Linked DNA regions of Homo sapiens: region 1 is linked to region 2. A link is an interaction called in ENCODE POLR2A ChIA-PET data of the cell type or tissue named here. Cell type or tissue: Panc1. All regions are shown on one strand. Links, peaks and the distances in the headings refer to the core of each region. The heading gives the core; the rest is flanking DNA. Region 1 has its middle 23 kb from the start of FAM89A. Region 2 holds the start of LOC124904548 (a long non-coding RNA gene).

Evidence for each region. Peaks named below come from ENCODE experiments on the same cell type or tissue, not always from the same donor. Only the 100,000 strongest peaks of a DNase experiment are listed, where the experiment ranks them.
Region 1: POLR2A ChIA-PET joins it to region 2 with 7 read pairs; 2 of 35 experiments call an interaction of 5 or more read pairs at or near these places.

What each region holds. Positions count from the first base shown.
Region 1 is chr1:231,058,492-231,069,003 of GRCh38, forward strand. No RefSeq gene overlaps it. Among named protein-coding and RNA genes, the nearest start is that of FAM89A, 23 kb to the left of the region's middle. RefSeq lists a silencer at 5,112-5,406 and a cis regulatory region at 7,104-7,574. In Panc1, for the core only: no CTCF peak of the experiment used is centred there; no DNase peak of the experiment used is centred there.
Region 2 is chr1:230,819,670-230,830,181 of GRCh38, forward strand. It overlaps LOC124904548 (a long non-coding RNA gene), which reads left to right and starts at 4,831. Exons shown (of 2, transcript XR_007066939.1): 1 at 4,831-5,347. It also overlaps the pseudogene RNA5SP79. In Panc1, for the core only: no CTCF peak of the experiment used is centred there; a DNase peak (open chromatin) is centred at 5,512; H3K27ac peaks cover 2,753 bases.

The DNA.
Region 1 (10,512 bases), core at 3,647-8,646, 240 kb after region 2:
TCACTGGTACCAGAGTTGCTCTCCTGCTGCTAACAACTAGAAAACCAGACAAAACCTAGGAAACAGCTGTCTTCAGACATTGGTAGCAGGCAACAAGGGACTGTGGTCCCTGAGGGAACCTTAACAAGTAAGGTGAGTCCTACACTTGCCCTGGCTTCCACACGGAGACACTTTCTGGAACCCAGGCAGAGCACTGGGGGGCTCACTTCTGAAGAGATTGAGATTGAAATTTGGAGAGCGTGTGGGGCAGGGCATCAGAGAGGAGAAAGCTGTGCAGAGGGAAATCTGCCTCGGGATACCCTTGAGTCTTTGCTGAACACCTACAGCTTCTACTGATGAGCTGTCAGCTTAATGATTGCCAGAGCTGGCCCAGCGCTGGGGGAAGCTGAATTCTGACAGGGCAGAGGGGAGAGATGAAGCAGCACGCTCAGTGCATTCAGTAGAGAAACCGGAAGTTTCTTAGTAGTAGGACTCTACTAGCCCTGGGCAAAGGCATTTGTTGTATTTAAATTGACCAACTCATGAAAAGTCCTATTTCTATATTTCTCTGTGTGTGTGTGAGAGACAGTGTCTCGCTTTGTCACCCAGGCTGGAGTCTAATGGCACCATCTTGGCTCACTGCAACCTCTGTCTCCCAGGTTCAAGTGATTGTCCTGCCTCAGCCTCCCAAGTAGCTGGGATTACAGGCATGCGCCACCATGCCCAGCTAATTTTTTTGTATTTTTAGTAGAGATGGGGTTTCACTATGTTGGCCAGGCTGGTATCGAACTCCTGACCTCAAGTGATCTGCCCACTTCAGCCTCCCAAAGTGCTGGGATTACAAGTGTGAGCCACCGTGCCTGGCCTATTTCTTAATGTATAAATATACAGCTTAACTATCTTCTACACACTCAGATCCCTCAAAAACACTCTGACATCATCAGTTTGAGACATAAAGTTAACAAAGGAAAATTTATAAAATTAGAGCTTAATACCAAAAGAAGGGTTTTAGTAACTTCTATTTGTTCAGCACTGCATGATTTCTTTTTAAAATATATATTTTAATAAAAATTAAAATTTTTTTAAGTGTCAATTGTGGATAACATAAATATGAAAAGAAAGATGGTGTATAATCCCATCACTCACACAGACAACCATTCCATGCACTGTGTCATTTTAAAAGAGCACTTTCTCATACATATCTCATTTGGTCATCATGGCAACTGATTAAGCACACAGAGTGTATATGATTATGCACATTTTACAGATGAAATTAAATGGCTTGCCTAAGGACACATGGCTTAATGGCCAGGAAGCCAGATGTGGAATCAGATACTCTGATTGCAGATGCTTCTAGGCCCTGGGAGCTGCAGTTCCCAAGGAGCATATGCCCTCACACAGGCTTCGCTGACCTTTTCCAGCAAGGTATAAAAGAGGCCAAGGAAACATCTCAGCTATAACTAGCAAAGAAACTTTTTAGACTGAAAGAGTTAAGGAAAACCTTCCAGGAAAGTAAATAGAAATGCATTCAGAATGAGTCATATTTCCTTGGATCAAAGAAAAAGACTGGCTTTCATTTCACTTTTGGGTAATAGATTTTAAGAGGGAAAGAAGGACACCCTAGTTTATATCCCACACATTAATAAAGTTGCTTTCTAACCTATGAGAGTGCAGACAGCCCACATCAAGAATCACACTTGTTCAACTAGAGATGCCAGAAAAATAATAATAATAATTACACTGGGATAATTTGAGGATGAAACTAAGTAAATGACAGGGGAGGGGTCCTGAAATTTAAATTATCATTTTGGAAATCTCAGAATAGAGAATTTTTCCATTTCCTAAATCTGCTATTTTTTTAAAAAGGGGATTCATCAGTGAGTCCACCTTTTTTTTTTTTTTTTTTTTTTTTTTTAAGACAGGGTCTTACTCTGTTGCCTAAGCTGGAGTGCAGTAGTGCAATCACAGCTCACTGCAACCTCGAACTCCTGGGCTAAAGTGATCCTCCTGCCTCAGCCTCCCAGATAGCTGAGTCCACCCTCTGAAAATCATTCTTTCAGTTGTCTTTCAGTCTTCCTGGACTTTGAAAGCAGCCTGGGGAAGTCGCCACAGCCTAGCCCCTTCTCAGACTGTGGATTGCCATTTAGGTTGTTAGAGCCAAAGCTGTCCTTTTAGCCAGAATGAGTGAGTGAGTGTAAGGCAAATTCATAAAGGAGGTAAAAAGGTTTGCCTTGGTCTCATCCTCACTCACCCCCTTTGCCATCCCTGTTTTAAAAGAAATTTTCTTCTTAAACAAACACAAGGGAAGAAACACGTGACAAGCAGCTTTACATTGGGCCTGAGATTTATGTGTAAAGAGGGCTATGGGATGGATCCCCCGATACTTGGACAACAGGGGTGGTCTCTGCTCCGGCTCCAGGTCCCCTTCCCTCACTCCATTCTCTCCTATCATCCTCACCATTCCTAAGTGTGGTTTCTGCTGAGGACAAGAGGCCTTCTCATTTCCAAAGCATCTCAAAATCATGGACTACGCCAATTGCGTATCTACTCTTCCTGCATATATTAACCCTCTTATGGCGATTTAACCAGTAAGCGCTGAGGAGCACTGCACAGTTCTGCTGTCTGGGTAGATTTTGCTGCTGCCAAGAGATCAACTTCTAGAGATAAAGTACATTTGTTATAGGATATTTCCTGTTTCAGCCTTAAGATGTAGCCCATAAGACTAGGTGTGGTGGCTCACGCCTGTAATTCCAGCACTTATAGAGGCTAAGATCAGGTGGATCACTTGAGCCCAGGAGTTCAAGACCAGCCTGGCAACATGACAAAACCCCATCTCTATAAAAATACAAAAAGTTAGCTGGGCCTTGTGGCGCATGCCTGTAGTCCCAGACACTCAGGAAGCTAAGGCAGGAGAATTGCTTGAGCCTGGGAGGTGGAGGCTGCAGTGAGCCGTGTTTGTGCCACTGCATTCCAGCCTGGGTGACAGGGTGAGACCCTGTCTCAAAAAAAAAAAAAAGAGAGAGAGAGAGAAAGACCTGAGCTAGTGTGCTTAGCCCACTCACCATGGGATGCCCTGCACCACCTCCAGACAATGCAGAGAGTCCCCACCAGCAAAAAGACCCTCCTCAGATGCAACCCTTTGACCTGGGACTGCTCAGCCTCCAAAACTGTAAGAAATATATTTCTTTTCTTTATAAATTACCCAGTTTCAGGAATTCTGTTATAGGCAACAGAAAATGGACTACTAACTCTGATACTGCCCTGCACTCGTTAAGTTTTTCAGTACCCCAGTGCAGAACTGCTGAGGCCAGAGTCTAGGAGAGCCGCAATGAGGAAAGAGAGGCTGGCATGTATTCAAGAGGTCCTAGGGAAGTAGAATCACAGGAACTGGAAAATTGAATGGGAGGGAGGAGAGGAAAGGGAGAATAAATAACTGCAAGATTTCTGGACTGGGCAGCTAGATGCATGGTGGGGTGATGTGATCAAATAGGGACTACGTAGGCAGAGAAGGAGGAAATTTTGGAGTGAGACAATGGTTTCCATTTGGGTCATGTTGAGTTCAAGTTACCTGTGAGAAAATTAAGTAGAAAAGTATTATATTCTGGAATCTCTAGGGTCTAAGCTCAGAAGAGAGATAGCAGCTAGAGAATTACATGTGGGAGACATGAGCTTGGCTCGGGGAGGTGAAACCAGGTGGAGTGAGAAGAGAAGGCTAATAATGATATGCCAGGGAACACTGGCTCAGCCGTGGAGGCAGAACTATTTTGGGTTACTGATTTCCTAGACCATGGACTAAGGAATTGATCCTCTACTAGCATGTGCAAGGCTGAATCAGATGTCTCTTCTTCAATAAGGTTAGGAATTTCTTACTTCATAAAATAGGTAAAACATGAAATTCATATACCATAATGAATAATCATAATGCTACCTTATATGACTCTAACTCACAGCCTTTGTGTCTAAGGTCTTCTAAACCTAAATAGAACAGTCTCATTAAGGACAAAGCAAAAAAATAAACATCCCTGACATGGAAGAATGTGCTGCTCAAAGACAAACACTTGATTGAGACGCACAAGCGGCAACTTCTGAGCCTCAGAAACCCATTAAATGGTCTTATTCATGCATTTCTATGCACAGAAGTCTTAAGTGCTTAGGGGATCTTTTATTTTTTACTCCTCACTTCCATGCATTCATTTCTGAAGCCCTATGACATCATTAGATAAGCATCAGATGAGAAAATGCATCCCATGGTTTACCACAGGCAGAATATTCCATATATAATACTTAAGATAGCATTTTCCCACTGAACAGACCAAAGAATCCTCAACAGGCATATGCAGAAGCGGTCAAACAAGGGTTTTTCCCAGCACTCTTGGATGTTCTTTGAAAGGGCTAAAGTCAAAAGAATAGTAAAAATTTTTCCCAAATGTTATAGACTGAGCAATATCCCCCAAAACCTCATATGTTAAAATTCTAATCCCTTGTGCTTTAGCACGTGACCTTATTTGGAGTTAGGGTCTTTAAAGAGGTAATTAAGATAAAATGAGATCACTAGGGTGGGGTCTAATCCAATATGACTGATGTCCTTTAAGAGGAGGAAATTTGAACCTGGCCGGGCACGGTGGCTCACGCCTATAATCCCAGCACTCCAGGAGGCCGAGGCGGGTGAATCACAAGGTCAGGAGTTTGAGACCAGCCTGACCAACATTGTGAAACACCGTCTCTACTAAAAATACAAAAATTAGCCTGGTGTGGTGGCAGGCAACTATAATCCCTGCTACTCGGCAGGTTGAGGCAGGAGGTTGCAGTGAGCCGAGATCGTGCCACTGCACTCCAGCCTGGGTGATAGAGTGAGACTCTATCTCAAAAAAAAAAAAAAAAAGGAAATTTGGACAGTTACAGAGAAATGACGGATGCAGGGAGAAGACAGCCATCAGCAAGTCAAAGAGAGAACCCTCAAAAGGAATCATGTCTGCCGACACATTGATCTGGGACTTGCCAGGCTCCAGAACGGTGAGACAATAAATTTCTGTTGTTAAAGCTACCCCGTCAGTGCTACTTTGTTATGGCAGCCCGAGCAAACCAATACATCAAATAAGCAATATTTCATGTCTCTATATGACTATAAAGCAACAAATGGCTGGATATGGGTAGAGAATTCTAGCCTGCAATGTTTTCATGATGTGGGCCATAAAAGTGGATGCCGCCTTACAAATGGTTGCCTTAAATCCTTGGTGATTACAATCAATGCAATTCTTCAGTCCAGGAAAAAGACAAAGCTGCTTTCAAGGGAAGGGAGGAAACAGTAATCTGAAACTCCATCTGTACAATGACCAAAAATAAAAGCAAATGTGTTTGCAGTAGGCCTTGCCTTCTGCCCAAATTTTCTTTGGTTAAAACTGGGTAACTTGGCACCTCAGTATTAGCAGCCATTTATAAGTAATTGCTGGTAACGGGGAAAGTCAGACATCCAAGGCAGATGAGATGGGGAGAGGGGAGGCAGGATGTGGGGTAAATGTCCAAGATACTCACTTTGAGCTGGTCCACAGGCCCTTGTGTGAAAAAAATGCAGCTTCTCTAATCAGTGTTTTCTGAAAGTGAACTCTTTATCTTCTCTCATGGTGAGATTAAGTTTCTTTCGGAAGAAAGCAGAAGGAAATTTAATTTGCTTGCTCTCCTCTTTTTGATTTGTTTCCTACAGAAAAACCTAGTGAGTTGATTTTGAAAAAGACTTACACAATTATGGTTCCCTGGATTCTAACATATTTTCTCCTGCATATGGTTTCTAACTTTGGATTGCTTTCTTCTTTCTTTCTTTCTTTCTTTTTGACAGAGTCTCACTCTGTCACCCAGGCTGGAGTGCAGTAGTGCAATCTCGGCTCACTGCAACCTCCGCCTCTCGGATTCAAGCGATTCTCCTGCCTCAGCCTCCTGAGTAGCTGGGACTACAGGTGCGTGCCACCACACCCAGCTGATTTTTGTATTTATAGTAGAGACAGGGTTTCTCCATGTTGGCCATGGTGATCTCGAACTCCTGACCTCAGGTGAGCCACCTGCCTTGGCCTCCCAAAGTGCTGCAATTACAGGTGTGAGCACCGTGCCCAACCTTCTTTTTTTTTCTTCTTTTTCCTCTCCATCTGTCCCTCCTTCCCTCCCTCCCTCCTTTCCTTTCTTCCTCCCTTCTCCTTCCCTCCTTCCTTCTTTCCCTTCCTCCCTTCCTTCCCTCCTTTTCTTTGGGAGCAGAGGCTATCTTTAACATCCCTACACAGAGATATAAGATCCACTCTCCTGCTCAGCATCTTGCTACATTGTCTGTTAACCTCAATCTTGCCCATAAATTCTATCCAGTGCTGCAGTACCTTAAAGTAGAGTTGGGCTGTGACGTGGAGGAATCCTTGGCCCACCCAAAGTCACAAAAATCATTCATCCACAGATAGTAAAGTAGCATGAGGTGGAGAGGTGGCTGCCAAGAATATTTATCGAGCACCCCTCTGACCATCCTCTCTACGTGACCTCTTACCAGCTAATGTGATGGAGCAGTGTTCTGTTCTAATCGGTGCTAACACCCTTAACTGATTTCTAAGGCCAAATTGTTCTCCTATTTGGGGCCCAGGTCATGTCAGCCTTTTTCAGTCACCCCTGAACCACTCTCAAGGATTATTGGGGAATTTCTCTTCCTCTGATAATCTGTCCTATCACCCAGCAAAGGCGAGTTGTGGAGAAAAAGCCCCCAGGGGCCAGGCGCGGTGGCTCACGCCTGTAATCCCAGCACTTTGGGAAGCTGAGGCAGGCAGATCACAAGGTCAGGAGATTGAGACCATCCTGGCCAACATGGTGAAACCCCGTCTCTACTAAAAATACAAAAATTAGCCAGGCATAGTGGTGGGCACCTGTAGTCCCAGCTACTTGGGAGGCCGAGGCAGAAGAATCACTCAAACCCGGGAGGCGGAGGTTGCAGTGAGCTGAGATTGCGCTACTGCACTCCAGCCTGGGTGACAGAGCAAGACTCTGTCTAAAAAAAAAAAAAAAAGAAAAGAAAAAGCCCCAGGGATTGCCCGCCCCTAGCTCCCTGAAGAATAGGCGTGCAAAGGTGAAACAGAAGAAAATCCTACAACTATGGTGAGCGGACCCAAGAGGAAAGGGTGTGGGTCAACTGTTGTGCCTAAGAACAAAGAAAACAGCTGGGGTCTGAGGGGCAGTTGGTTGTTATCAGTTCTTCTAGAGGAACTGTTTTTTCCGGGAGGTGCTGGGATGGGCGTGGACGTGGAGGGACCAGCTTGAAAAGCAACTCCTTACAATCATACCCATCTTGGTTTGAACTCTCCTCCAACCACTGGCTGACAGTGAGACTGCAGACATCTCATCCCAAAGTGAAAGCCACACTATCGTATAGGGGTAAACGTAACTCTTCACACCCACCATCCTGTTACCAGGGTAGCTCTGATGAAATAACTGGGAAAGTTCCGTTTCCCTACTGTTTTTCTTTAGTGCCTTTATCTATAGACACAATTGCTTAAAGAAACCAGATGGCCTAGGATGCTGCCAGCACTTCTTGACCCTTAACCAAACACCAGAGGAAGATAAGATCCAGGAGAAACCGGTGCAAATTACAACAGGCAACCCCTCTTGTCTTTAGTTGATTAACATAGCGTTATAATGCTAAAACCCCCTCCCCTAAGAGAAGATCACCACTATTTGGTGTACATGCAATGTATGAAGAAGCATGTTTAGGAAGCATGCCCATGTGTCTGGAGTCTCACCCTGCACATGTTAACATACCTCTCCCACTCCACACCCAGTCCTTAAAAACCCTGCCTCCTGTTGCTCAGGGAAAGGATGCCTTTGGAATGAGAGCTTCCCTTCTCCTTTCTCTGGCCGATAAATAAAACCCAATTGCCTTTTCCAATTAGATGTCCTTTCTTTGCAACTGATGGGAAATTGGGAAAGAACTCAGTTTGCTGATGACAACCCCACCCTCCACACACATCAATGCATCTGAACCTAAGTAGGTGCTGTGAGTACTGAGAATGCTGGTGAAGACTGGAGAGCCTGACTGTGGATCAAAGGCCACAGCCACTCTCGGGGAACAAGGCCCAGGGAGACCCCTACACCTTCCCTATCACTATAGATACCAGAGCTTTGCAAGTCCACCTGACACATACAGCTGACACAAGCAACTGTTTGTCCACTCAAAACATACACCCCTAGGGCTAGAGAGCAGCAGCAGGAGGGCTTTCAAGGGAGAATACCAGAATGTCTAGTAGGTACTTGCTCAGGTAAATTTGGAGGGGCCTAAGGTCAAATATGATTCCTCCATCTGGCACAGAAGCTGGGACTCTTGATGGCAGCAGCATCCTAATCACAGAGGTTACACCAAGAGAGAGAACATAGTCTTTGCATGTGTCTCATGTCAACCGAAGAATAACTAGGTTCCTATGTTTGGAAAGGAGAGCTTCGTTTCTCATAAAGGGTTGCAGACTGCAAGGTGGCCATTCTGACAGGCTGGGAAGCGTAGCCTCCAGTCAGAAGCCAGAAACAAACACTTCAAGGGAAGGGCAAAGGGAACAGGAATCTAAGCTGGGCAGGGTGGCCTAACATACATATTTAATAAGCTAAAGGAGGAGACGTGAATATTCATAAAAAGAGCAGTGTACACTACACAGTTGAGCTCCATGCCCCTTTATGGGTCCCATGCATAAAAAGGCAACATTAGCATGATCCGAAGGGGCAGCTTTCAGTCCTCTGACATCAAAAGGTGAAGCAGAGGGCATGAAAACCTGTACTGTGCATTCTCCGAAAACTGGCCAGAGCCAATCCATGGTAGGTGATCTCTTATCAGGCAAAAGAGGAGAAGCAGTGTCCAGCAGCTGGTTGATCTCAGTGGTAGAGTCTTTTGAAAGGGCTGGTTTCTGTTCAGCCCTCAGGGAAAAAAGCTTCATTGCAGTTATTGAGGGAGAGGGTATAGCAATGTGTGTCTGATCTGCTATCCCATCACAGCTGAGAACTCAGTTTTCAAGGTTACTCTGGGCTTCCCATGGCCAAGCAAAGGTCCATTCAGTTAGGTGGGGGGCTTAGAATTTTTTTTTTTTTTTTTTTTGAGACAGGGTCTTGTTCTGTCACTCAGACTGGGGTGCAGTGGCATGATCGCAGCTCACTGCAAACTCTATCTTCTGGGTTCAAGAGATTCTCCTGCCTCAGCCCCCTGAGTAGCTGGAACTATAGGTGCATGCTACCATGCCCAGCTAATTTTTGTAATTTTTGTAGAGACAGGGTTTTTCCATGTTGTCCAGGCTGGTCTCAAACTCCTGAGCTCAGGTGATCCGCACATCTCCACCTCCCAAAGTGCTAGGATTACAGGTGTGAGCCACTGCTCGGGGCCAAGGCTTAGAATTTTATTTTTAGTTGACACTTTCATCTGACTTACTGTTGAACTAAACCAGAGGAGGTTCAGGGCTTGCAAGCTGACTGTTGCGGTCTTTCATCACTGGGGTGGGCTGGTAGGGGCAGGACAAAATTTGAAGGCCCCAGAAAGACCTCTGCTTTGCAAACCCTGATGTTATAGCCCTCATTTGTATCCTTCTGTGTGCTCTCTGTGGATTAGGGTCTAGACAGGAGGTAGCACACTGATTAGTTGGGAGCCCCAAATCCCCATGATGGAGGTGTCGTTTCCTACTGCAGTCATTTTTTGTGTTGTTGTTGTTGCTTGTTTGTTTGTTTTGAGATGGAGTCTCACTCTGTCACCTAGGCTGGAGTGCAGTGGCGCAATCTCAGCTCACTGCAACCTCCACTGCCTGGGTTCATGCGATTCTCCTGCCTCAGCCTCCCAAGTAGCTGGGATTACAGGCGTGTGCCACCATGCTCGGCTATTTTTTTTTTTTTTTTTTTTTTTTGTATTTTTAGTAGAGACGGGGTTTCACCGTGTTAGCCAGGATGGTCTCAATCTCCTGACCTCATGATCCGCCCACCTTGGCCTCCCAAAGTGCTGTGATTACAACTGTGAGCCACTGCGCCTGGCCTGCAGTCCTTTTTACACTGTGTTCACAGAAGCCCCCGATGCTCTCAGGAGCCCCTCCAGGGCACCCAGGCAGAGGAAGTGAGGATGTGGCATAGCAGAGCTCTGCACTGACGCCCTCCGTCTGCTTCAACAGAGCAGACACAATTTCTTCTACTTTCTGCATTTATTGGGTTTCTGGGTAGGATTTTATTTCAATAAAAGCTTATTAGTTAAGGTTCTTTGGCTGAAAGCTATAGAAACCAACTCAGGCAAATAAGCAAAGAGGATTTATTGGAAGTGTGTAGGGCTGGGGTGTTTTCCAAAACCAACAACCAATTTTCTGATTTTTCTGGACACTAGTTGGGTGTTCTACAATTCAATTTCATTTTCACACAAACTACCCAGAGTTAGCACAGACCTCACGGCTTAGGGGCTCAGTGCCGCAAGACACCTCCCCACCTCAGACAAAGCCAGCTGCAAATCCCAGGCCTCCTGAGCTTCTGACCTACCAGCTATAAATCAGGGGTTTCCATGACACT
Region 2 (10,512 bases), core at 3,103-8,102:
TTCCCACCACTACTTCTAAAACAAAAACACATCCCCTCAACCCAAACCCTCCCTCTTCTTGGGCTCCAAAGGCTTCCAGAAGTGCAGTTACCTTCTAGGTCTTCAGAAAAGGAGTTTGATTCAAGGCTACAGAGAGGAGATGGAGAGGGCCGATAGCTAAGACCCAGAGAGAAGCCAACTCTGCAGTGGAGTGAAGCAGATACCCTGGCCTAGAGCCACACCACTGAAAGGTGGTGCAACCTGGGTCTCTCTGAGACTGAAGGCCAAGTTCTATCCATGGTCCTATACTGCTGGGAAGAGAATGTTCTGAAGAAGAGATACCTGCTTGTTACTGAAAAGTCAGAGAGGCTTCAGATGCTGATGAATGGCTTGAATGTGCCCAAAGGTTAACAGTGGCTTTCAAAAGTACAGATATGGACGGGTAAGGTTGCAGGGGAGAACAGCTGTTATAAATGGCTCCATCAAGCATCTTGACCACAGGGACCATGAGCTTGGTCTATTGGGGGCTAAATGGGCCCTGGAATGAGGCAAGGCATTTGATTACAGAGGCACAAAGACAGCTGTTTAAAAGTGGAGCACAGTCTACGGCCATACCACCTTGAATGCACCTGATCTTGTCAGCTACGCAGGGTCTGGCCTGGTTAGTACTAGGGTGGGAGACCACATGGGAATACCGGATGCTGCAGGCTTTAAAAAAATGCATAATGAGCTCCTTGAGACTGAGTTTAAGATGAGAGGAAACATTCAATTAAATCCACTACCACTGAGGGTCTCCTATGAGCCAGGCACGGTGATAAATTAAATGCTGGAGACACAGCCATGAGTTTGATGCAGTTCCTGCTACTAGGAGCTGCAGCATGGTGGAGGTGGAATGAGGCAGCTGCAGGAACAGACCTCTGTCATAGAGGAGTGAGTGCTCCTGGTGCCATCTGTGGCAGATTGATTGCATGTGGCCCTACCCTTCTCCTGGCCTGTGCCATAGTCCCTGTCCTATCACTTTGGAGTGCCTCCCCTCTGACTCTGGGACCAGCCTTGGGATTTGCTTTGTGTCGGCCAATGGGACACAACTGGAGGATTGAAAAAGCTCGTTCTCGTTCTCAACCACTTCCATGAGAACACAGCAGTCTAACTTGACCAGAGTACAAGAGGGACACACAGTTCATTCACCCTGATAGCCCTGTGCCAGCTGATTGCAGACACATGACCGAGTCTGAGTCCAGAACAGTTCTGCTGAGACCCCCAATCCTTGGCCCATGGACCTAGGAGCTAAATAGATGCCTATTGTTCTAAGCCATGGAATTCTGATGTTGTTTTGAGGCAGGGTTGTGTGGCAATAGATAACTGATACACTATTTGAAGAGAAGGGAGCATTGTTTCAGTTTACTTTGGGGTGTTGGGGATGACAAAAAAAAGAGTAAAAAAACAAAAGAGAAGGGATTCAAGGCTACACAGGGAAGAACCTGGGGCAGCAGAGCCCCCATACATTTGCATAAATAAGGAAAAGAGTACATAGCATGTAAGGCAGGGCAGGAGGTAAAGTAGGGGAGCTCAGGCATGAGGCTGGCAGGCAGGTGGCTTTTTGGGGTTAATGGGGAGAAGCCATCCTCATGGATGGGAGAGAGAAGCTGAAGAGGCTGCATGGAGGACCAGATTTGAACAGATAGCACTGTGTCCAAAGGTGGCCCCAATAAAGCAGCTGTTGTTCTTGGAGCCAGGCCTTTCTCCTGCTTCCTGTGTGACCCTCCCAAGAGCCCAAGAGTCGGAAGCATCATCACACCCACGTTGCAGATGAAGAAAGTGTACCATGAGAAGCAAGGCAGCTTGCCCAAGTCACCCAGTGCAGGCATGACAGAGAGCACCAGAGCAGGAGAGGAGGGCCCAGGCCGGTCTGGAGCATCCATTTCTAGAGGAAAGGTGAGAGGAAAGTCCTAGAGAGGGGATGCTGAGGGTGGTATGGGGGCTTAGGAAGGACACGAGTGACCACCTGCCATGGAAAGTGAGGCTAGGCTTTCCTAAGAAACAGATCAGGGCCACACCTCTCTCCAGCTCTGCTCAGCAGCCAGGAGGCAGGAGCAGGCGGACAGTAGGAGAGTCAGGGTGTGAAATATTCACACTAAGCTTTAGCAGGAGACCCCGGCAGCCAAGGGATTTCAGATGGGAGGAAAGACATAGATGGGGAAGAAAAGAAACCAGGAAATCCAGGAGAGGATGGAGGGCCTGGCAATTGAAAGAAGGTGGACCAAGGGTCTCAGAAGAGCCAAGTGGGTGTGGGGGAGGGGATGAAGTCTTGAACAAGGAGGATGTGGGCAGAGGGGACTTCTGCACCACGGGACGCTTATAAGGCCCCTGCCCACTACCTATACTGTCCAAGTCACAGGAGGCTTGTCATGGCAAACTGTACAGCTGTCTACAAATACCAGGGATAATGACTCCCCAGCATCCCACTCCTGGGACCAGGTGACGGCAGGCATCAAGACACTGGCAATTTGTCTTTTCAAGATCGTTGCAAGATCTTTTGCAATGATGGAAATGGGAAAATCCATCCAAGACATAATTACGTCCATGTGGTGGAAAAGCACTCATTCCATTTATTTTCCTCTGAAACTTGACTCCTCCTTCCGTGACTCGGCCAGGGCCAAGCCAGCCGGATGGAAAAGCCAGTGTCAGTGATGTGGAGGTCGTTCATGGCACAGGGCTTAGGGGCCTGGATGTTCTGGGAAAACCCTGCTCGTTCATCTCGTCCAGGGAAAATATTGCCTCTGTCCACAGGAAGAGCTGGGTTCCGGCAGCTGGGGAGGCCACTTGCAGCTGACAGGGTATTAACTCTGACGCCTTTGGGTGGGAAAATAAAACTTCCCACCTCTCCTGCCAAATGAATATTTAAATTGGGGCCAGGCGTGGTGGCCGGGCACTGTGGCTCACCCCTGTAATCCCAATACTTTGGGACACCGAGGCAGGTGAATCACTTGAGGTCAGGAGTTCAGTTAGAGACCAGCCTGGCCAACATGGTGAAACCCCATCTCTACTAAAAATACAAAATTAGCCAGGCGTAGTGGTGCGGGCCTGCAATCCCAGCTACTCAGGAGGCTGAGGCAGGAGAATCACTTGAACCCAGGACCCAGAAGTTGCAGTGAGCCGAGATCGCCCTACCGCACTACAGCCTGGGCAAAAAGAGTAAGTCTCCATCTCTAAATAAATAAGCAGGCCTTTTTTAAAAGAGGGGAGAAGAGGCCCGGAAGAAGCAAAGTATATACCAAAAAATGAGCTGTCCAAGAGCGTGAACCCTTCGGAGCAGCAGAAGCCGTGGCAGTGGTGCAGTCCAGCCCGGTGGACCGAGGACGGATTTGGCCTGGATTTCCAGAAATAGCCTATAGTGAGGTCTGCCCACAGGGACCTTTATCTCAGGAAAAGCCGGGGGACCACATGCTTCAGCTCCCCTGCCTCTGGAGATTTAAGCATTTCTTTTTCTATCTCCATATCCTGGTGGCTGACTTGGTAGCCTGGTCAGGGTTTTCCCCCGAAAAGGTTGGAGGTGCCTGGGGCAAGAGGGCAAGAAGTCAAAGGGTTCCATCACCAGAGATTTGTTGCCTACCTCGCCCAGTTCATTTGACTGAATTCCCCAGGACCCAAACTGCCCATTTATGAATTTCTGACCTGACCTAAAGACAATAAGGTATCGGAGAGAAAGCTGACAAAACTGTCTCTGTGTATCCAGAAGACAGATAGTGTCATGGGCTGTGAAAGGTCACAGGTGGTGTCTTTTTCCTCCAGCAAATGGGCCCTGAGGCTCAGGCAGCCACCACCCCTGATGTGGTGCCAAAGTCGGACCAGATGCCCCAGTAACGGGATGCTGGAGATGTTGAGCCAGCTAGCATCCATCCTCGGAGACACCCAGAGCCTCTGGACAGCGAGCCAAAGGAAACGATTCTAACAGAGCATCTGCCTCCAATTACTCAGGAAGAGCACAGCACTTTGGAGAACACATTTTCTTCCACAAGCCAGGGAGGAAACACATGTGGGATCCAACAGGAACCCCATCCTGGCTTCCCCTCTCAGTCACACTGCCAGGTGCAGGGCGGGATGAGGACACATGGCTTTGCCTCTGCAGCATAGAGACCCACAGAGGGGACTGCCAGGAGCACCATTTAGAACTCCAGAAGGCTTGCGACGCTCAGAATCTCAGCAGTCCCTCTGTGGAGTGGTTCTTATTTTTCTGAATCAGGGACCCCTTTGAGAATCTGGTGAAAAAAAGTTATGAGACTGTTCCTCCAGAACATGCACAGACACAGAAGCACATGTGTGTCATTTCAGAGCGTGGGCAGACTCCCTGACTGCCTGTGGACTGCAGGTTAGTTCCTGTCTCCTCTGTCTCCCTGGAGCAGGTGACACATGGCTAATAGTGTTCAGAGCAGGACTGGACTTCAGAACTCCAAACCCAGAGCCTTTTTATCTCTCTCCCACGGCCTCCATCTGCCTGACAGATTTCAGAGCCTTTGGAGAGCCTTGGAGAATGGAAACTTCCCTGTGTTGATTCTAACCTGGACTTCATCCAACCCTGAATCAATAACCCCAGTGAGGCCCCCTGCCCCCCCCTCACACTTTTAAGACTTGCATTCATGGCTTGAAGTCCCATGCCCCTGGGAGGGTGGCTCAGGGTCAGCCAGGTATTGGATGCCAACAGACTTGTCTAGGAACTGCTGCCTCCACGAAGGCACTGAGCTTGGAGACAGAGCAGCAGGTCTCATCCTCAAGGTCTCATCTCCACCAGGCCACAGGGTCCCAAAAAAGTCACATAGTAAACAGAAGGGGTATTTTTCAGGCCCAAATTATAGCCTGAACTAAACTAATGAAACCGGCTTATTAGGTCAACTGTATTCACTGGGGGAATAATGTTCTTTTTTCTCCAACTATACTACCTATGAAATTCCTCTTCCCTTCTTTGGACAATATCTCCACCATTCCCTAAGGCCTTCTTCTTAAGGGCAATGACTCACCTTCTGGCACTAAATGTCCAGCTCAGGCCCAGCTAGCTTCTGGGTGTCCAGTTTGCACTCCAGGCGGTGGACGGGCCAGGGGCTCCCACCATGGTCTCTCTTGCTGCCCTGCCATGGAGACAGCCCCAGATAGCCCCCCACATCATAAGGGGTTTTCAAGGATGTGCAGAGGGAGGACATACATTGCCAGAGCCACCTGGAAGCGGTGAAGCCAGCAGAAGTGATGCCTACCAGGTGCCAGACGCTGCTCCAGAGACCAGACATTCTGCAAGCCTGCCAGAGCCTTGACTCTCAAGGAGCTCGTAGTCTAATGGACATGCGAGTGAAGGATGCTTTCATCTGGCAGCAAGAAGGTGAATGTGCTTTGTAAAATGACTCAATTATTAAGATCATAGAGAGCAGAGACGGTTATATATGTCGATTTTTATTACAGTTTAATCTAGAAAATCTAAAAATAGCTACATGAGTCACCAGTCAGGAGATGTGTTTCAGGGTAGATGGCAGTTTGCTGAGCAAAGAACCAGGAGGCTATGGGGAGAAAGGACATGTTGTAACCCTAGTGCCTGGAGGGCACTAAACCTCTATCCCTGCTTCTGATTCGCATTTGCTACATGAGACAGACACTGATACAACAAAACTGTAAGCAACTCTCCAAGCTATAGGATGCAGCTGTCACCGAGTTTCAGGGGAAGGAAAGGGCACCAGAGTTTGCTTTCGGGCTGCTTTGATAATGAGTTCCCTGATAATGACAAACAACACAGGTTAGGTTTCTGCTCTGTGCCAGTCTCTGTTGACTGTGCTTGGCAGTGTTATTCCTTTTGTCCTCATACCAACCGTATGACATAAAACTATTGTTTTACTCATATTACAGATGAGGAACTTGGGAAAGAGAAAAGTTAAGTAACATGTCTTATGTGACTTACTAATAAGAAGGCACTTAGAAACGGAAACTCTTTCCTAGGGGTAATTGAAGCAATTTGTAATTGTGCCCCTGACGGGACATAACCAATGGGTAGGGGAGGATTTTCGTGAGTGGTCCAGTTCTAGAAAGCAGGTCTTTCATGTAATAGCACATTTTCCTAAATGGCATTACAAAAGTGGCTGTGGCTAGAATCCCAAGGGATTTGGGATTCTGGCAATGAGGAGAAGTGGAGAGAAACTGTCCAAAGTGCAGGCTATTTATTGATCACAGAAACCCTGCGTCAGTGCTGACTGAGTCTGGGATGCAGGCTGATGCAAGGAGAGTGAGTGATTCTGGGAGAAATCAGCTGTTCTGCCTGCCTCCCATGGGGCCCTAAAACTGCACCGTCTGCCTCAGTGCACTACCAGTGCAAGAGCCCCTGTTGGAGGAGGGAGGGCAAAGGCCCTGGGGAGAGCAGAGCTGGATATGCAAGGGCTGGAAGACAGAAACCAGTGTACGCAGGGCTGGTCTGCCAGAAGCAACATTGGGCACCTGCTTCTCCAGCTGCCCAAGGCCAGGAGGGCTTCTCAACCACTGTCCTCATCCACTACCCCTGCTCTGGTGCTGCCAGGCACAGAATGCACCTGGAGGAAGAGCTGAGTAGAACGAGAGCTGGAGGGTGGGAGCTGCGTGTTGGAGGGAAGTTGAGTATGACTTAGGTCCAGGCACTCGACACCCCCTCTATGGAGTCAGCCCTCGGGGAGTCAGAAAAACAGAGGTAGCCAATCCCACTGCAGGGAGCTGGCAGAGTCAGGTGGCATGCAGGAGGAAGCAGGAGAAAGAGCACAGCAAGAGGGGCCTGGAAATGGGAGCAAAGTCATCAAAGGCACGGCACCCTCTTCAGTGGACGGGCATGGCCTCAGAGGTGGTGGCAAGGAAGGAGGACAGGAGTCTGGCTAGCTGTGTAGAAGCCTTTTGGGGCACCGGGACAGGGAGCCACCTTCTGCCCCCTCACCTCCAGCTTCCCCCGATTCATTGTGCAACTGCTGATAAAATAATGGCTGTCATTGATGGCATGCTTATTGCGTGCCAGGCATTATGTTAACAGCTGTTTTATTCAATCCTCTCAGCAACCCTGTGAGGTTGAGAGAGATAATAGAATCCATCACATCACATGGCTGGGAAGGAATCTCAGTCTGTGCAACTCAAAGTCCATTCTTAATCCCCAACCCTCCTGCACACCCTCACCTGAAGCTCCCCAAGCCAAGACTAGAGGTGCTATCCAGGAGGGTCCCACAAGCAACTGAAGATCTGAGACCCCTGTGTTCTTAATCTTGTGCTCCAGAAGGAATGAGAGCTGAGTGTGGAGGAGGCATACACCGTGCCAAGGCCCCTGGAGCTCAGATCTAAGATTCAAGATGTGTAGGGCCCAGGCACTCTTTGGTCACTGAGGCTGGGTCACCCCTCCTGCCACTCCCTGCGTCTTCCCCATCCACGGCCCCACTCCTACCCCAACTGTGAGCAGTCAGTGATGCTCTTTTAGAAACCACACTACACAGAATGTGGCTGTTTTCTGGATGGCTTCAACCTGCTATCCAACAACAATCAAACCCACATCACGCTCTGGCAAGGCCACGTGGTCCTCCAGGCCCTGAAACTGGCACAGTCAGCGGCCAGCACTGCCATTAGACATGGGAGAAGCTGAGTACAGCATAAGGCCTGAACCTACCACAGGGAAGTCATCTCACCCAGGAAAAGGACTTCTGACCCCCAAAGCAGAGAATGTGCCCAACCTATCTGTGGTTAGGAGACAACTCATTCATTGAATAAGAACTCATTCATTGAACTCATTCATGTGAAAGTCACGGCCACTCATCTGTGCACCATGTCTCTGAAGAGGCCCCTGGATCTGGGCAGCAGCCAGCCTGTCCACCCCCTCCCCACGGGCTGCTCTCGGCCAGCTGTTCCGTCTCTCCTCCTGTGTACAGCCCTGCCTTTTCACCTCACTGGCCTTGCCCCTCTGGCCCTGGGATGCTGCTCTTGGCTCTGCAGCTGTTTGGCTGGATGCCTCTGAATAGAACATTCAGCCTCTATGTTCTTCTATTTCTTCAACTGGAAAACAGAGAGAAATATGGTCATCATTTTTTTTCAAGGGGTAAAGGAGTCATTGGAAGGAATAGCCTGGTAAAGATTCAAAACCCATCGGCTATTTGGAAGAAAAGTTGCTGCATAAATAAGCTGCTTGACCCAAGGCCCATTTTGTACGCTTCTTTGAGGTCAATCTTGTTTATTTTCCTGGCTCACAATCCCCAAAGGTTGGGGTGGGCCAAAAGGCAAACCTGCCCTTTGCAGGGGCCTCTCCTGTCAAATTAATCTGATGACTTGATGGAGCAGTGGGTGGAAGAGAACATGGCCCCGTAAGGTTAGCGGTGGAATCCCTGCTGGAGAGAAATGACGCTGGCCCAGGGGGGATGTGCCTTGTGCCCAGCCTGGACAGGCCAGTTCACTTCTCGGGGCATAGGCTCTCCCTTCCTCCTCATGAGAATAAGAACACCAACTCTACTCCCTGACAGTCTCCTAACTTGGTCTCCTGAGAACTCAGTGAGGCTGGCAGGGAAGGGATGATTATATCTGTGTTACAGAGAAGAAAACAGACCTATTCAAAGTCACAGAAATAAGTGGGGACAAGACCTTAGTCTTCTGCCTACGTGACTCATTTTCATACAATACATACCTTAACCCTAACATAGAGCCGTGATACAAGTCAAATGAAAGAATGTACAGAAGGCCTTCCGAAAGGGGGTGAAGCTCTGTGCAGTGCTGTCCAGCAAAAATAAATGCAAGTCACATAATGTGATTTTTGTCACTTATGTGCAACCACATTTAAAGTGTAAAAAGAAACAAATGGCAGGGCGTACCTCCTGCCAAGCTACTCCTAAGCTAGGGCAGCTAGGAGGATCCACAAGGCCTACTCGAAGGAGCTGGAGAACTGCTCAGGGACAAAGAACAAGAACAATGGAAGCAACTCGAACACTTTCACTGCCCAGGGGTCTTCCACCTTTATTTATGTCTTTTCACCAGAACCTTAATTGGATGCAAACCCTCAATGTAGGAAACAAATGAACCCAGAGCTCTCCAGTGGAAGGGCTCAGACCAGCCAACAGGCCTCTCCAAGCTGTCCCCCGAAGCTCCCACTAGAAATTTTAAGTGTTTTTCTTATAGACATCAAATAGTAGGGCTTTCAAAAAATTATTTATTTATTTATTTATTTTTATTTTTTTGACAGAGTCTTGCTCTGACACCCAGGCTGTAGTGCAGCGGCACAATCTCGGCTCACTGCAACCTCCGCCTCCTGGGTAAAAGCAATTCTCCTGCCTCAGCCTCCCCAGTAGCTGGGATTACATGCGTGCACCACCACACCTGGCTAATTTTTGTATTTTTAGTAGAGACAGGGTTTCACCATGTTGGCCAGGCTGGTCTCGAACTCCTGACCTCGTGATCCACCCACCTTGGCCTCCCAAAGTGTTGGGATTATAGGCTTGAGCCACCGTGCTCAGCTTTTCATCCTGACAATTTCTGCTTTTTAATTGGAGTGTTTAGGCTATTTGCATCTGATGTAATTATTGATATGCAGTAGTTACGCATAAAGCTATTAGCTTGCTGTTTGCTTTACACTTGTCCCATTTCTTCTTTGTTTCTATTTTTCCTTTCTTCCTGTTCTCTTGTTGATTAAATTTTAGCTTACATTTTATTTTCACAACGGACTTATTACCTAGATGTCTTTGCTATGATTTTAATAGTTGCTGTACAGTTAATAATTCATATGTTTAACTTGTAACAGTCTGACTTTAAATAATAATAATACCACTTCATGGATAAAATCTTTCAAACAATATACTTCCACTTTGCCCCCACATCTTTGTAATATTCTCATACATTTTACTTCTACAGATGCTATGCATCGGATTTGGATTTTGTCAAAGTCTGACCCCTTCAGCTAGAGAGCTCTAGTTTGATCTCTTTCCAACACATGGTATGGACACCATGAAACATTGTTATTATTTTTGCTTTAAACAGTTGATTATCTTACTAAACATCTTAAAATCCGAAAAAAAGGCTTTTATATTTACCCACATATTTATCGTTTTTTCAGTCTACCTTCCTTTGTGGATACCCAACCTTCTGTGTAGTATTATTTTCATTTTGCCTAAAGAACTTCCTTTAATTTTTTTTTTTTTTTTGTAATTCAGGTCAGCTGGTGACAAGTTTTCTCAGCTTTTGTGTATCTAAAGTTTCTATTTTACCTTCAATTTTTGTTGTTGTTTTTGTTTTAGAGAGGGAGTCTCTCTATGTTGCCTGGCTGGAGTCCAGTAGCTATTCACAGGAGCGATCATAGCACACTACAGCCTCTAGCTCCTGACCTCAAGTGACCTCCCATCTTAGCCTCCCAAGTAGCTGGGGCTACAGGTATGCACCACCGTGCCTAGCTTGCTTTCAGTTTTGAATGATATTTTTTGTTGGACATTAAATTCTAGGTGGGCATTTCTATTTTCCTTTTCAGCACTTTAAAAATGTTCCAGGCCAGGCACCGTAGCTCATGCCTGTAACCCCAGCACT